2 separate regions of the Homo sapiens genome follow, and region 2 is linked to region 1. Evidence: read pairs that join two places in POLR2A ChIA-PET (ENCODE). Cell type or tissue: Panc1. All regions are shown on one strand. Each heading gives the region's core, and the rest is flanking DNA. Links, peaks and the distances in the headings are about the cores only. Region 1 has its middle 19 kb from the start of LINC02225. Region 2 has its middle 100 kb from the start of LINC02225.

Region 1 (9,026 bases), core at 783-8,782:
AAAAAAAGACTGATTCATAAAACACCCATTTGCCATTTAGATGTAAGAAGTATTTGGGAGGGAGCGGAGAAGATAGTTTCCTTTTGGTCAAAGGAGAGAAGATGCTTAGGAGACATGAAGTTATTTTCTCCTTTCCTAACTTTGCATGAAGATCCATAGAATCTGAATGAAATCCATATGACAGGAAATCTCACGGAAATTCATAATCAGGACTCCAGGATAATTCATAAAAATAAAATTTGTGATAGTCCAAAGACCCAGAGTACTAACTTATCAATATGTAGTCTGTAGCTCAGATAAAAATCTTTATTTTCAGATGATTATTCATCCTGATTTATTAGTCTGTTTTTTCAGTGTTTGCCTGCTTACTGCAATTCAATACTGCTACTACTACCTTCAGATGGATCACTGGAGAATTTTAACTTTTTTTCATTAATTTTATAGGTGATTTATCCTAGGGTTACCTCTTAATTGATTTTCCTATCTCTAATTTATTTCTAATTCAATCTATTCTCCATATTTGCTGACAAACTGATCAAAAACAAAAACCCCAAAATATGACTATGTCACTGCTAAGATTAAAATCTTCAGTGTCTCCTCATATCTTCAAAAAAAAAAAAAAAAAGAAAGAGAGAAAAAAACCCCAAAGTTTTAAACTGATTAGAATGACATTCCTATCACTTTGAAATAAGGACCAAACATAGTTTTCAAATTTTGTCATGGATCACTCCCTCACTTAAAAACATTATCTTTTTCATGCCATTCAAACAGTCAACATTAATATCAGTGTGGCAAAACCAAACCAGTCTGGTGGTTATTAAAGAGAAAAATCTTTGTGGCAACCCCAGCTTCTAGAATATAACAAGAAAAGGGCCACTAAGGACAAAAATCAAACCCATATTCCACACAAGTTGATGATAATAGGCAAAAAGATGAGGAAGTTTATGTGGTAGGTTAAAAATTTACATCATTATTATTATTATTATTATTATTTTATTCTTTAGAGATGAGGTCTCACTCTGTCACCTAGGCTGGAATGCAGCGGTGCAATCATAGCTCACTGCAGTCTTGAACTCCTGGGTTCAAGCAACCCTGTCACTTCAGCCTCCCAAGTAGTTGAGACCACAGATGCACACCACCATGCCTGGCTAATTTATTTTTATTTGTATTTTTTGCATTTTTGTAGAGACAGGGTCTCACTGTGTTGCCTAGGCTGGTCTTGAACTCCTGCATTCAAGCGATCTTCCTGTCTTGGCCTTCCAAAGCACTAGGATTACAGATGTGAGTCACCATGCCCCTTTATTGTTATTACTATGATACTAATTGATTTTTGTTCTATTAGCTAGTCTCAGTAGGATACAAGCTTGAAAGCAGCTTTATGTTTTCTCACCACTCCTTGATGTAGACTATGTAAAACCGGTTTTTCCCACCCCAGGCTAAAATAGCTTTTCCAGTCACTCTTTTCCTCCCTCTTTTTTTTTTTTTTTTTTTTTTTTTGAGACGGAGTCTTGCTCTGTCGCCCAGGCTGGAGTGCAGTGGCGAGATCTCAGCTTTCTGCAACCTCCACCTCCCGGGTTGACGCGATTCTCCCGCTTCAGCCTCTGGAGTAGCTGGGACTACAGGTGCCCGCCACCACGCCCGGCTAATTTTTTGTATTTTTAGTAGAGACTGGGTTTCACCCTGTTAGCCAGGATGGTCTCTGTCTTCTGACCTCGTGATCCACCCTCCTCGGCCTCCCCAAGTGCTGGGATAACAGGCCTGAGCCACCGCGCCTGGCCCCCAGTCACTCTTAAATAATAAAAAGACTCCCATTACTTTAAAGAATTAAAGAGTTGAGACCAGTTTAAAAGCAACTCTTCGCCATGGAGCTGTCCTCTCTTCTAATATTATAGAAATGGTCTGGCCAGGCACGGTGGCTCAGGCCTGTAATCCCAGCATTTTGGGAGGCTGAGGACGGCGGATCACGAGGTCAGGAGATGGAGAACATCCTGGCTAACACAGTGAAACCCCGTCTCTACTAAAAATACAAAAACAAAATTATCCAGGCGTGGTGACGGGTGGCTGTAGTCCCAGCTACTCGGGAGGCTGAGGCAGGAGCATGGCGTGAACCCGGGAGTCGGAGCTTGCAGTGAGCCGAGATCGCGCCACTGCACTCCAGCCTGGGGGACAGAGCGAGACTCCATCTCAAAAAAAAAAAAAAAAAAAAAAAAAAGGAAAAAAAAGGATCTATGGGTCTATCAGCTCATTGTAGACTTTGTGAATACATGGTATCTACTGTTTTTTTGGTTTCGTTTTGTTTTGTTTTTAATCTTGGTTTTTGCATCTGTGCCAAAATGGAGGCATGGAGGCATCAGAAAGAGCAATGAGCTCATAGGGAGAAGGTAAGCGAGGCAAGTGCAGTTGTTATCTGTCTTTCTGCCCCATGGATAATAAACTCATTGCTGGCTCCTCCTCTTGGGGGATGCAACTGTGGGATTTTTGGAGTTCCTCTGCTGAGATTTCAGACTGCAGTAAACTTATAAAGGGGGACTAATTCTCACTTGCTGGTCACTTAAAACAGTCTACCTCATTCCTGAGGCGTCTTAAGGGGTACTTCACTATGGGGCACAGTGTAACCCATATGTTCCTCTTTGGAATGGTCCTATTTGAGTGAGTTGGAGTAGCTTTTTTTTTTTTTCCCCTCCACAGGATCTACATCTAGAACCAGGGAAATAAACCCCTTTACCATTTCCTTGGGGGAGAAACATTTCATTTTCCACACAGCTCCCTTCTTTGTTCTACCAGCTCCATCCAGACTTTCACCTTTCAACTTTTTCTAACATCTGTCAAACACCAGTCCCTTTCACCCCCTGATTTCTGAAGACGCATGTCAAGCTCTCTCATTAATCTCTTTTAAACCTGTTATTTGAGGTTTGAAGTCAGGCTGAAGCTCCTCCCTACCTTTATTTGAGAGGAAGTAAAATAGCCAACAACTTTTTCCACAGATATTTTCTCTCTTATTTTTTTCAACCTCAGCCTTTTATGTGGGCGGAGTGGTGATCACCTAATTCTCGCAGACCTGGCTGGGGGCTGTCTTCTCCTCTAATCTTACAAAAATGGTCTAGCAGCTCGGTCTAGACTTTGTGAATACATGGTATCTACTGTTTTTTTCTTGGTTTTTGCATCTGTGCCAAAATTCCAGAGCAACAGAAAGAGTTTTCTTTTTCTTTTCTTTTCTTTTCTTTTTTTTTTTTTCTTTTGAGACAGGGTCTCACTCTTTTGCCCGGGCTGGAGTACAATGGTGTGATCTTGGCTCACTGCAACCTCAACCTCCAGGGCTCAGGTAATCCTCCCACCACAGCTTCTCAGGTAGCTAGGATTACAGGCACACACCATCATGCCTGGCTAATTTTTTTGTATTTTTTCTAGAGATGGGGTTTCACCATGTTGCCTAGGCTGGCCTCAAATTCCTGGGCTCAAGTGATCCTTCTGCTTCAGCCTCCCAAAGTGCTAGGATTATAGGCATGAGCCACCACCTCCAGCTAAGAAAGAGTTCTTTTTGAAATTCTGTGACACTGGTGGATGCCGCAGCACCTCTGAATGCCTATGCCTCTGCTCCCTCTCATGGGCCCTGACTTCCATGCCTGATACATGCTAGGTGTGCTGTGTATTTTCAGGCCTGTGTTAGCTGTTTAAGCCATTCTTTCTGTCTAGAATGCGCTTCCCATCCTCGAAAAAGCTTCTCTCTAATACTTAGCTCAAATATTATCTTTTTTGTACAAGCTTGCTAAACTCCCTTGGGGAGAAGGAATACTTATCCCAGCTGTGCTTACCCAATATTTAGGAATTAATAATGAAAATCTCAGGTTTCAGAGTAAGACAGACCATTTAGGTTTCAATTGGAGCTCAGCATGTTAGCAGTTCTGTGTGACCTCAAAAAAGTTCCTTAATTTTTCAGTCTATTCATTTTAAAAAAATGAAGGAAAACTAACCTCTTATTATTTGAGGTTGTATACATATTAAATGAAATAATTTCTATAAGGTACAGAGTACAATATCTTAATATAGTCATTACTCAATATGATAGGTAAGTACTTAATACGATAGTTGACTATTAATACTACTAATGGTGCTTGTACTACAACTACTTTTAGTTCTCGTGTTCTATTGCTATCACCTAAGAAATAATTAAACACAAATGCAACAAAAGGAAGTCTATTTCTACTTGTCTTAGCTTTTTATTCATTGCCACTTGCCAGCCACTAGCCTACATTCTTTATATATGCTATGCAATTTTGTTCTCTCAACTTCCCTATGAGGTAAGTATAATTATCTCTTTTTGACAGATGAGGAAATTAAAGTTCAGAGGAATGAAGTAACTTGTCCAAGTTCCCACAGCTAGCAAGGTGCAGAACCGGAAATCAAAATCTAGGCCTGCCTCCTATCGAAGCTCGTGCTGGTAACAACCACACTGCACAGGAGAGTCCACAGGCTCTTACTGCATATTTGCTCGATGTCCAGCTTTCACGAAATAGCATCACCTACTCTAGTGTTTCTGTGCCTGTTAATTCCAGCACAACTATAACTCCAATGTGCTTTTATTCTAAAAAAATTCCCTGATGTAAATATCATTCAAAATTTCCATGAGTTTCCTTTAAGTGTGGAGTAGGATAATCTTCGCAAGCCTTTTTGGTTTTAGGCTGAGAATTCCCTGAAAGAGCATCTTTATTTTCCTCTTCCTGAAAGTTTTTACATTAACCACCTCGCCATCCATCAAATCAACTCTTCCTCACAGTACTTGAAATTTAAAATGAAGAGCTTGGGCCCAGCCAGGCTATTGCTGTGAAATTGTGTCATGCTCACTTAATATGTATGGTGCATTCTCCCAGGAAGCCTGGAGTGCAAAGTGTTATTAATTTTCAGCCAGTGTCCCAGTTTTGTCACTGGCATAGCATTTTCTCCTTCTCTGTGAAAGGTACTAAATTTCAAGTGCAAATGCTGAGCTGGAACGTGTGAGGCAGATGACACCAGATGATCCATTTCCCCCATTCCTGGAATAGTACAATCCTACTACCTGTTTGCCTCCCACTGAGGCCCCAGACTCATCAGGGTACTTCTAAGTGATGTAGCAAACAGGAGACCCTGCTCTTAATCAGAAGCTCGTGTTTCTGTTTCTTTTCTTTTCTTTTTCTTTCATTCTTTCTTTTAATTTTTTGAGACAGGGTCTCACTAAGTTACCCAGGCTGGAGTGCAGTGGCACAATTTCGGCTCACTGCAACCTCTGCTTCCTGGGTTCAAGCAATTCTCTCAGCTCTGTCTCCCGAGTAGCTGGGACTACTGGTCTACTGGTGCCTGCCACCATAACTGGCTAATTTTTCTATTTTTGTAGAGACAAGATTTCACCATGTTGCCCAGGTTGGTCTCAAACTCCCGGGCTCAAGTGATCCACCCAGCTTGGCCTCCCAGCTGCTGTTTCTTCACAGACCTGCAAGTTGTACTTTGATGCCAATCTTTTCTTTAGCCAGAATGCTGCTTACTACCAGTCCCAAAGATTGCAGTTCAATTTAATTTCAGGTAAAGAAAAACAAAACAAACAAACAAAAAAACAAGAACATCTTCTCTCTCCATCATGTGGATCAATTTAGAGACTCAGAGAAATAATAAATGGTTCAGCTGACTTCCCACCAGAATTTTTATTAATATGTATTGGCCAGTTTCAAAAGAAACAAGGTGCAGGGGCTGGCTTATTGGTTGGTAACTCAGAGATGTACCAACTTAAAAGCCACAGAAGCTATATGTTTCCTGAAAATAATATTTGTATGCAATACCTCCATGACTAAAAACCCTACTGATAGTTTATTTTTCTTTTCAATTCGGGGTGGGGTAGGTGTGGGTATAGGGTATAGGTTGTTGCATGTTGTCCCCCATTCATCCTTTATGAAAGACACAGGTGATACAGTGCCTTTACCTTACAGCTTCTTCAGTTCTCCAGGCCATCCTCTTCATTTTCTGCTTCATGTACTTCAGCACAGGCAGGTGCTTCTTTAGCTCGTTACATACTAATTATCTATTTACTGCTCTATGTCCTCACCTGACCTGTGTTTCCTTAAGGGCAGGGACTGTGCCCTACACTTAGCCTTCCCAACACCTGATAGGTGTTCATTATCATATTTTTGTTTGTTTGTTTGTTTGTTGAGGCAGAATCTAGCTCTGTCACCCAGGCTGGAGCTGGAGTCGCACAATCTTGGCTCACTGCAACCTCCACCTCCCTGGTTCAAGCAATTCCCCCGCCTCAGCCTCCCGACTAGCTGGGATTACAGGTGCACACCACCATGCCTGGCTAATTTTTTTGTATTTTTAGTAGAGACGGTGTTTCACCATGTTGGTCAGACTAGTCTTGAACTCCTGACCTCAGGCAATTGGCCTGCCTTGGCCTCCCTAAGTGCGGGAATTACAGGCGTGAGCCACTGTGCCCATCCTATTATCATATTAATATATCCTTTCATAAAGTAATTTGAACTTTACAGCTGTATCTTTATCAATATTACGTTGCAACAGTTTATAGTGTTGCCATACAGTTTAGTGTATTTCAGTTACTAAAATGCTTGGACTCAAAAAGAAATAAAATGTCAACATAAAAATAAAATGTGATCCACCAATTTATTCATTTGTTATTACTGATATTGAATAGTAAAGATAATCATACATGCAGATGTTGTCTTTGGCTGTTCTGCCTCTCCATTTTTCTCCTATGAATGTGGAATAGCAATAATTATTCCTCAAAATTTAGGTAGTGAATAATGAGTGAAATTATATTAAATTCTTTGAGTTCTTAATCTGGCATTGAGTTTTTTCCATTCTGCAAACCATCACACATACTAATCATGGAGTGGAGTGAGAGGTCTCAGTAAGTGGGGTCCTCAAGTGGGAAGGCAGGGTAATTAACTCTTATGAAGGCAGAGGCCACATCACCTTTGTTCAAGAGGTGATGTGGCAATAACAATAGCTCTTTACCTTAGAGAAACAGTCCTTGCATGATTTAGCTCCAAATATTCTTTCAGGAGGATCCTCTTCTGAGGATTAGTTTAATTTATTGTCAGTGCTGTTCAGGAAGCCTTTTCAAATCCACAGCTTAGACTTCCCTGCCACATATACACACAGGCACACACAAATATACAGACACATATATGCAAATATTTATATGCACACACAAGCACATACATACATACTCAAACACATAAACCACTTTCACTAATACATGCGTATATATACACACACATACATAGGCACATACATATATAATTACTCAAATACACAAAATGTGCAAATATGAACATACACAGCACACACACGCGGACATGCATCTACATTATTATGGACTATATGCTTATGTCCCCTCAAAACCTATATGTTGAAGCCTAATCCCTAATATGATGATTTTTGGAGGTGGGGTCTTTGGGAGGTGACTAGGTCATGAGGGTGGAGCCCTCATGAATGGGACTAGTGTACTTATAAAAGAGACCCCAGGGAGCTCTCTTGCTGTCTTTCTGCCATGTGAGGATACAATCTGAAGTCAGCAGTATGCCATCCAGAAGACGGCCCTCTCCAGACACCTTAAACTTGAGCTTTCCAGCTGCCAGAACTATGAGAAATAAATTTCTGTTGTTATAAAACACTCAGTCTAAGTTATGCTATTCATTATACCAGCCCACGCAGATTAAGACATACGTGAACACACAAACACACACGTTTACATAAGTACATGCACACATGCATACACACCCACACAAATCACTGTAGGAGTTTTGCCTCAGTGCGTAGATTTTCTCCCATTCTTCTCCTAAGGTCCCTAGGAAAGTCTGGGATATGAAGAAGGAAACAGGATAGTGTTATTTACTCTCTGCCTTAGGAAATCTAAGAAAAGTTTGCCGGCATTTCCACTCCCATTTGGGGTGAGTTACCTGAAATCTCCAGACTAGTGGCTGTCAGGAAGGCAGTTCCTCCCTAGCACTGTGTGGTCAGGACTAATGTACCTCCTGGTAGCTGTGTAGCTTTGCTAGGCTAGCATGAAGATAAGCTAAGACCCAAGTTCATTCATCTGCAGCACCAGAATGAAGCCGCTGGGGACCGGGTCCCTGATGTAGTCTCAGTCAGCACCCTAAAAGCCCAAACTCATTTACATGTCACCCGCAGAATGTATGCTTTTACATGCCACTGATCTCCTTGCCCAAATATGTGGGAAACAGCTTAGACTGCAGTTTTAGTGACTTGAGCTTAATATAAATAGCTATTTTCTTCATAGCAAAGGCTGTTAAGCATTAAAATTGCTTCCCAAGGGAGACTGTCAAGTTTTACATAAAAGTATTTGTAAATAGGGCATATTTCTATTTATCTGGGATAGTTTCTGAGTGGATAAATGGCCCAGATAGCCACTTAGTGTCTTTCTAAGCACTAACATTATCTGAAGCTTCCTAGAAAATCTCTCTCTAGCATGTGGGCAAAGTATTTCAATCACCAAACCTATAGAAATAAAAACCTTGATTTAAGGTGATGTTCTCATGGCCTTTGATTAGACACTTTGATCATTCTAGATAGATCTTTGATCTATCATGGCGCAGTGCTAAAGCCACTGATAGATTTCAAAGTTATTTTAAGAGAGAGGCACAGACAATGAGTTTACAACTAGGAGTCAGCTGAAACCTAACTTCTAATGACAGTTGCAGTATAGATGTTTCTGGCAAGTCTCTCCCTCTTTACTTATTCTTATTGTCTTTGTTTCTCAGCAGGGAAACCTGATATCTTAAAGGCATTATTTGAAAAATTCATTAAATCCTATTTTTGTAGAGCTTCAAAGATTGATATACATTGTATGCTTTCAAAAGATGAGTATAATTGTATATTTTTGAGACTTGTCTGGAAGAAGAGTCATCCTTGAGAACAGAAAAGCACTTAGAGCTTTTCTAACACTCAGCAGTCTGGGATGTAGCCTTTCTACGTCCTTCTCAGGAGAGGTGCCCTCATGACTGCAGCCACATTACCAGACTTTT
Region 2 (9,026 bases), core at 236-8,235, 82 kb before region 1:
TTGTCACATAAATAAATCTTTACTGGCTAAATTAGTACTGGAACCTGAGTTCTGCAATTTTGTTAAAAAATAAACTTTTTTTCAGCTTTTATTTTACATTCAGGGGTATATGCACAGGTTTCTAACCTGGGTATATTGCATGATGCTGAAGTTTGGGCATGAATGTTCCCATCCCCAGGTACTGAGTATAGTATTCAACAATTAATGTTTCAACCCTTGCCCCCTCCCTCCCTTCCCCCTCTAGCAGTCCTCAGTTCCTACTGTTGCTATCTTTATGTCCATGAGTACCTGGTGTTTAGCTCCCACTGCAAAGAGAGAACATGCAGTATTCGGTTTTCTGTTTCTGCATTAATTCTCCTCGGATTATGGCCTCCAGTTCCATCCATATTGCCTCAAAGGACATGATTTTGTTCTTTTTTATCGTTGTGTAGTATTTCATGGTGTATATATACCACATTTTCTTTATCCAGTCCATCACTGATGGGCATCTAGGTTGATTCCATGACTTTCCTATTGTGAATAGTTCTGTGATGAACATGCAAGTGTGTATATCTTTTTGGTGTAATGATCTATTGTCCTTTGGGTATACACCCAGTAATGGGATTGCTGGGTCATTTGGTAGCTCTGTTTTAGGTTCTTTGAGAAATCTCCAAACTGCTTTTCACAGTGGCTGAACTAATTTACATTCCCATCAACAGTGTGTAAGTGTTCCCTTTTCTCTGCAGCCTCACCAACACCTGTTGTTTTTGACTTTTTAACAATAGCCATTCTGATTGATGTAAGATATTGTCTCATTGTGGTTTTGATTTGCATTTCTTTGATGATTAGTGATGATGAGCATTTTTTCATATGATTATTGGCTACAAGTAAGTCTTCTTTTGAGAAATATCTGTTCATGCCCATTGACCTTAATGGGATTATTTGTTTTTTGTTTCTTAAGTTCCCTATAGATTCTGGATATTAGACTTTTGTCAGATGCACAGTTTGCAAATATTTTCTACCATTCTGTAGGTTGTCTGTTTACTCTGTTAATAGTTTCTTTTGCTGTGCAGAATCTTTTTAATGTAATTAGGCCCCACTTGTCATTTTTTGTTTTTATTGCAAATGTTTTTGAGGACTTAGACATAAATTCTTTCCCAAGACCCATGTCCGGAATGATGTTTCCTAGGTTTTCTTCTAGTAGTCTTATAGTTTGAGGTCTTACATTTAAACCTTTGATCCTTCACTTGTAGCTTATCTTGCATGAGATTTTGACAGCATACATGGGGAAGGCATCAGTTACACTTTGGAGGCACGATACAGACAGAGAGCCAGATTCATATAGGCTGTGTAGACACCTGCTTCTTCCAGACCATTTTCCTGATTCTTTGGCTTGCTAATTGAGAGTAACCTCAAAATCACTTGACTTTCCTTTTCTTGGAGGTATAAGTATCCAAAGATGTCCCCAGATGCTCCACATTAAAGATATATCTGCCCTTTGGTTTTTCTTCAGGAATTATAAAGTGTTTACCTGAGAACTAATTCAGATGGTCATGAACGGGAATATTTGCCAATGCTCAATGTCCTTAATCCATAGATTGGATTGGTTTAAGGTCTACTTCATCTTGCAAGCATCTTTGTTCCCATGGATAGTGACCTTGTTCTTGATTCAGCCTGACAGCTGCTATGCTCCATCAAAACCAACTAGATGGGAGCTTGTTCCTCTGCTGCATTGTACAGTGACTGGTCTCACCCAGCACTTCCATGTGAGAATGAACACCCTCTTAACAAGAAATTTTGAGTGTTTTCCTTTTATTCACAGCTGAATGCAATAGCTCACTGGTTTTCAATTATGTTTGATTATTTGTGATTAAAAACTGTATGTATTTTTTTGGCAGTCAAGATTTCTGTACATATATTTAAGAAATAGTTCATTAACTGCTTTTCACAACTGTGTACTAACATATTTTATACTTTTTTAATTAGCTGAGAAGCTATATTAAAATATCTCATTGCAAAAAAATGAACTTTGTTATCTGATAAAATGAATTTTGCACTTCAGAATTGTCTTGAATATTGTTGTCATTGCAAATGATTTTTATCTTCATTTGTAGAGTTTCACCAAAATAATCCTTTTGGAATTTTATTAGGATCAAATTGAATTTATTGGTTAATTTGGGCCTAATTGTCATTTTTACCTTACTGAAACTTCATCAGCAATATTTCAGTAATGTCAATATTTTCTTCTACAAAGTCTTATGCATATTTTGGTATATTTATTTCTAGACATTTTATAGTTGGATTAGGAATCAAAAGTAGTACATTTTTAAAAGTACATTTCAAATGATTTGCAATGGCATATAAAGATGATAGTACACATTTATCTTATATCCAATCAGGAAATTTGTTGCAGTTCTTACAAGTTCTAATAGTTTGATATTAGTTTGTTTACATGTCACCTTTTATTTACTAGCCCATTCCTTCTTTTTATGAATAGTCTTGACTGAGATTTGTCTATTGTCTTTATAAATATCCAGCCTTTGATGTCATTGGTTAGATAGATAGATAGATAGCCTAAGAATCTCTCTTTACCTTATAAATTTAATGAATTTACATTAGTTTTGATTACTAATATTTAGATTCCCTTCTAGATGCATCATAATATACTAGTTAATACTACAGACTTTGGTGCTATACTTATGTTTTAATTCTAACCTCCCTTTACTTTTCTCATCTGTAAAATAAGGGAAATTATAATAATATCATAGTGCTTGATTGGGTTGTTATGGAGAATGAATGACTTTATATATGTAAAATATTTAGAGCAGTACCTTACACATATAAGGACTATATAGTTGTTAACTCTTATAATTCATATTATCTTTTCTTTATGTTTTATAGGTTTTTTATTTGCTCTCTTCCTCATCTTATATTTTATTAAATTCACCATGTTTCTTTTTTTCCTTCCCTCCTTACCTACACATACAAAAATTGAAAGTTATTTTCCATTTCTATTTGTTAGAGATAAATCAAGCCTCTCTGAATATTCTAGACTTAGATTATTGTAACTGTTATCACCCCCATCTTGTTTGCCATTGTTGTCTAGTATTTTAATACTGACTATTTTTTGATCCTCCAAATTAGCCATTATGTTTATTTTTATGTAGTCAATGCATGCTTAAATTTATCAAAACATAGCCGGGCATGGTGGCTCACGCCTGTAATCCCAGCACTTTGGGAGGCCGAGGCGGGCGGATCACGAGGTCAGGAGATGGAGACCATCCTGGCCAACACGGTGAAACCCCGTCTCTACTAAAAAATACAAAAAATTAGCCGGGCGTGGTGGCGGGCGCTTGTAGTCCCAGCTACTCCAGAGGCTGAGGCAGGAGAATGGTGTGAACCCGGGAGGCAGAGCTTGCAGTGAGCCGAGATCGCGCCACTGCACTCCACCTTGGGCGATGGAGAGAGACTCTGTCTCAAAAAAAAAAAAAAAAAAAAAAAAAAATTATCAAAACATTTGCTAATTTCCTTGCTCATTTTCTTCATACTATTTCATTTCTTCTTTCTGTGTTCAATTTCCTTCTTTTTGGATACATTTCTTTTGATATCTTTTCACAGAAGATCCTTAGTGGTAAACATTCTCTCAATTTTTCTAATTTAAAATTATCTTGATTTTTACTTTCACTTTTAAATGAGAATTTAGCTGGTCAGATATTTATGAGTTGATAGTTACTTTCTTTCAGCACTTTGAAATATCCCTTTGTCTTTGTAGAGACCAATTTCCCTTGGTCTCTACAGCTGTTTTTGGGAAGCCTGCTGTTAGTCTAATTCTTGTTCTTTTTACATTACCTTCTTTTGCTTTCAGGTTATTTTAAAGATATCTTTAAAATAAAGATATCTGTAGTTTCACTGTAAGTATGACTAGATGTGAATTCATATTTATTTCTTTGTATTAGTACTCAGTATGCTTCCTAATCTGAGAAATAGGTCTGTAATCATTTCTAGAGAATTAACAACAATTTTGTGTTTGAATAATGCTATTTTCCAGAACTCTTTATTTACCTTATAGAACAAATAGATGCATATTGATTCTTTAATCCTTAGTCTTTCATACAAAAGAAAAGTTTGTATGTGTTTTACTTATTTGATAACTACTAGATATTCCTTATCTTGTAAGTAACCTGTGTCCCCATCTAGATGCTGAACTCTTGGGGGCAGTTTGCTACATGCTATAAGTCTTTGGGATATCATGTTTACGAGCATGGGTTCTAGAGACAGACTATCTTGTCTTGAATCCTTGCTCTATCACCTATCTTTAATATCTCAGGTGCTATTACATGTGTTACAGTATAATGGAGATATTAATAGTATTTACCTTAGAAGGTACTTAGTATTTATTAAGAACTCAGTGAATGTTAGCTATTACACTACTTTTACATAAAGAAAAACTGTTAAATAACCTTCACTTCACAAAAATATACAATTTAGATTAAATTTTGAAAAAAGGTTAACTTTTAATATTGGAGGAGGAATAAAAGAAGGAGGAAAGAAACAAACATTTTAGGCAGAGGAAACAGCATGCACATAGATATAGGAGTTGTGAAGTGTAGAGTGTATTTGAGAAATGTAGGGGATATTGCCTGTGCCCCACCCATATCCTCTCGGCACTCCTGGGTCATTAAGATCCATTTCCTTCTGCAAGCATTTGCAGTTCTTCACTTGATGACTTTCTCCTGACCTGGACACCAAGCTAGTGGAATTCATGCCCCTAGGAGCAGCTCCCAGCCAATGATGGATGGGGTTGGAAGATAAATACTCTAGCTTCCTATTTTTCAGCTACCTTAACTCTGAGTTGTGTTCTATACTCTCTCCCAATTACCAGTGGAATTGAGGACCAGTTACCTTCTAAGATAACTTGTTTGACAATGTATCCTGCTTTAGCTTCTCTTCACCTTCCTAGTCCTATTTTACTACCTTACCTTCTGATAAGCCTACAAAAACAAGATATGTTGAAAAGACTTTCATTTTATTTCCTGCTTCTAAAATGTAAATGCTTTAATTATTTAAAACTCTCTGAGGTCTTCTTCCAAAAGGCTGACAGAACATTGCATTTCCACTCATGAAAAACTCTCTCAGGCCCAGAACAAGGTCTGTGATTTAATGAGAGGCATTTTAAAGACTATGAGAACAACTTGATGTAGATATTTAAGAAAAAAAAATCTTTTAATAAAGGTTCTGTTTCTCTGAGGACCTTTATTTTGTTTTATTTTTTGTATGAAGCCAGTTGCTATGTGGGCGTTTACTGTGAGATTAATATGCGTTGCCGCAAATTTATAAATGAGTTTTCTCATCTTGAAGGAAAACACAAAATTCTATCTCTCACATTGCTTTCCTAGTTGGAAGAAAAACAGAACTTTCCAAAATAGGGCATAGAACACATGGCTTCTAGGAGTCCTTGGAATATCCTATGAGTGAACAGATTTGTGTATCTATGGTCATAGCAAGTCATAGTAGGTAATCATGCCTATATTCATATAGAGGAATGGTAGGAAGGGCTTTTAAAGATTATCTAGTCCATCTAGATTTTATAGATAAATAATATAGGGTCCACAAACTTAAATGGGTTGCCTAAGATTACCAAGAATATTAGTATTGGTTAGAGCATTAATTCTCTTTAATCCTGGTCCAGTGCTCTTTTCACATTATAGGAGAGTCCATTTCTTAAACATTACCCTGGAGAGTTCCTTTTCTTTGGCTAGCCTCAAGGGAAAAATAAAGTCCCTACATTGTACAAGATGATTGTATTTGATTCAATTATTTTCCCAGTTGTGGGGAGCCAGGGACCAAAGTTTAAGCTCTGCGGTGGTTGGCCACTGGGTATATTGAGGTCAACTTGGGTGGCCCATTTTGTTAAAGATTACCCTGGTACTTTCACTAGTATCATCAGTACATTTTATAGTCTTTGAATCAAAGGTAAATTTATTTTATTTTAATTTTTACAGTTTGGCATGTAGCATTTTTTTTCAACTTTTATTTTAGAAACAGGGAGTACATGGTACATGTGCAGGTTTGTTACATGAGTATATTGCACCCAGGTAGTGAGTATAGTAACCAATAGGTAGTTTTTTTGACCCATTTCCCTCTCTCTCTCCTTCTTCCCTGAAGTAGCCTGCGGTGTCTGCTGTTCCCATGTTTATGTCCATGGGTGCTTAATGTTTAGCTTCCACTTCTAAGTGAGAACATGCAATATTTGACTTTCTGTTCCTGTGTTAATTCGCTTAGGCTTATGGCCTCCAGCTCCATCCATGTTGCTGCAAAGGACATGATTTTGTTCTTTGTTATGATTGCATAGTATTCCTTGGTGTATATGTGCTCCATTTTCTTCATCAATCCACCATTGGTGAGCACCTAGGTTGATTTCTCATCTTTACTATTGTGAATAGGGTGATGATAAACATACAAGTGCATGTATCTTTTTGGTATAATGATCTATTTTCCTTTGGGTATATACCCAGTAATGGGATTTCTTGGTCACTTGTAGCTCTGTTTTAAGTTCTTTGAGAAATCTCCCAACTGCTTTTCACAGTGGCTGAACTAATTTACATTTCCACCAAGAGTATATAAGCATTCCCTTTTCTCTGTAGCCTCACCAGCATTTGTTGTTTTCTGACTTTTAATAATAGCCATTCTGACTTGTGTGAGATGATATCTCATTGTGGTTTTGATTTGCATTTCTCTGGTGATTAGTGATGATGAGCATTTTTTTAATATGTTTGCCATTTGTATGCCTTTTTTTGAAAAATATCTGTTCATGTCCATGACCATTTTTTAATGGGATTGTTTGGTTTTTACTTGTTGATTTAAGTTCCTTATAGATTCTGGATATTATACTTTGTCAGATATGTAGTTTGCAATATTTTCTCCCATTCTGTAGGTTGTTCGTTTATTCCGTTGATAGCTTCTTTTGCTGTGCAGAAGCTTTTTAGTTCTATTAAGATTCCACTTGTCAATTTTTGTTTGTGTTGCTATTGCTTTTGGGGACTTAGCCAAAATTTATTTGCCCAGGCTAAGGTCAAGAAGGGTATTTTCCAGGTTTTCTTCTAGTATTTTTATAGTTTTGGGGTTTCACATTTAAATCTCTAATCCATTGTTAGTTAATTTTTGTATATGTTGAGAGGTAAGGGTCTAGTTTTATTCTTCTGCATATGGCTAGCCAGTTATCCTAGCACCATTCACTGAATAGGTAGCCCTTCCCCATTGCTTGTTTTTGTTGGCCTTGTCAAAGATTGGATGATTGTAAGTGTGCAGCTGTACTTCTGATTTTGTATCTTGTTTCATTGTTCTATGTGTGTTTTTATACAAGCACCATGTGTTTTGGTTATTAGAGCCTTATAGTATAGGACGAAGTAACTGTGATGCCTCTGGCTTTGTTGTTTTCACATAGGATTGCTTTGGCTATTTGGGCTCTATTTTGGTTCTATATGAATTTTAGAATAGTTTTTTCTAATACTGTAAAGAATGACGTGGGTACTTTGACAGGAATAGCATTGAATCTGTAATTACTTTGGACAGTGTGGCCATTTTAGTGATATTGATTCATCTAAGCCATGAGCATGGAGGTTTTTCCATTTATTTGTGTCATCTCTGATTTCTTTCAGCAGTGTTTTATAGTTCTCCTTGTAGAAATCTTTCATCTCCTTGGTTAGCTGTACTTATAGATATTTTATTTTCTTTGTGGCTATTTTAAGTGGAATTGTGTTCTTGATTTGACCCTTAGCCTGGACACTATTGGTGTCTAGAAATACTACTGACTTTTGTACATTGATTTTGTATATAAAACCTTACTAAAATATTTGATCAGTTCTAGTAAACTTTTGGTGGGTTCTTTAGGGTTTTTTTAGGTATGAAATCATATTTTCAGTGAAGAAAGATCAATTTAGCCACTAAGAATTTATTTATGTGTCTACGAATAATTTATTTAATCATTTTGGGCCTCATTTTCCCAATGTACCTCATACAAAAGATCAATGAAACCAAGAGCTGCTCCTTCAAGAAACAAACAAACATACAAGATAGGTAGACAGCTAGCTAGATTAACAAAAGAAAGAGAGAAGATCTTTTGTATGGATTTTTGCATGTCAATTTCATTCAGTTCTTCTTTAAATTTTGTTATGTCTTTTCTTCCACTGGCCTTGGGGTTGGTTGGCTCTCTTTTTTTTCTAGTTCCTTCAGGTGCAAAGTTAGATTGTTAATTTTAAATCTTTCTAACTTCTTGATAAAGCCATTTAGTACCGTTAGCTTTCCTCTTAACACGGCTTTAGCTGTATCCCAGGCAGTTTGGTGAGTGTTGTCCCTATTTTCATCAATTTCAAATAATTTTTTGATTTTTGCTTTAATTTCTATGTTCGTCCATAAATTATTCAGGAACAAGTTGTTTAATTTCCACGAATTTGCATAGTTTTTAGAAATCCCCTTGATATGAATTTCTATTTTTATTGCACTGTGGTTTGAGTGTGTGCTTGGTTTGATTTCAATGTTTTTGAATTTATTGAAACTTCCTTTATGACTGAGCATGTGGTTGATCTTGGATAATGTTCCATGTACAGATGAGAAAAATGAATATTCTGTGGTTACTGGGTGGAGTGTTCTGTAGATGCCTATTAGTTACAATTGGTCAAGTGTCAAGTTTAAGTCCAGGATTTCTTTGCTAGTTTTTTGCCTCGATGGGGTGTCTAATGCTGTCAGTGGGGTGTTGACGTTTCCCACTATTATTGGGTGGTTGTCTGAGTCTTTTTGTAGGCCAAGAAGAACTTGTTTTCTGAATTTGTGTGCTCCAATGTTGAACGCATATATATTTAGGATAGTTATGTCTTCTTGCAAATGTCATTTTAATCCTTATTTTACTAGAATTATTCATTTTGCTTTCTGTTTTCCTGACTTCTGTGATACCCACACTCTTGGTTCTTCTTGAAACTATCTGATGGTTTCTCCACTGTCTCATTTGTAGATACCTCTGCCTTTTTTCACCTCTTGAATGTTAGTCTTTT

The links. Peaks named below come from ENCODE experiments on the same cell type or tissue, not always from the same donor. Only the 100,000 strongest peaks of a DNase experiment are listed, where the experiment ranks them.
Region 2: POLR2A ChIA-PET joins it to region 1 with 18 read pairs; 4 of 35 experiments call an interaction of 5 or more read pairs at or near these places.

What each region holds. Positions count from the first base shown.
Region 1 is chr5:57,875,499-57,884,524 of GRCh38, forward strand. No RefSeq gene overlaps it. Among named protein-coding and RNA genes, the nearest start is that of LINC02225, 19 kb to the right of the region's middle. In Panc1, for the core only: no CTCF peak of the experiment used is centred there; no DNase peak of the experiment used is centred there; H3K27ac peaks cover 5,273 bases.
Region 2 is chr5:57,793,727-57,802,752 of GRCh38, forward strand. No RefSeq gene overlaps it. Among named protein-coding and RNA genes, the nearest start is that of LINC02225, 100 kb to the right of the region's middle. In Panc1, for the core only: no CTCF peak of the experiment used is centred there; no DNase peak of the experiment used is centred there; H3K27ac peaks cover 1,902 bases.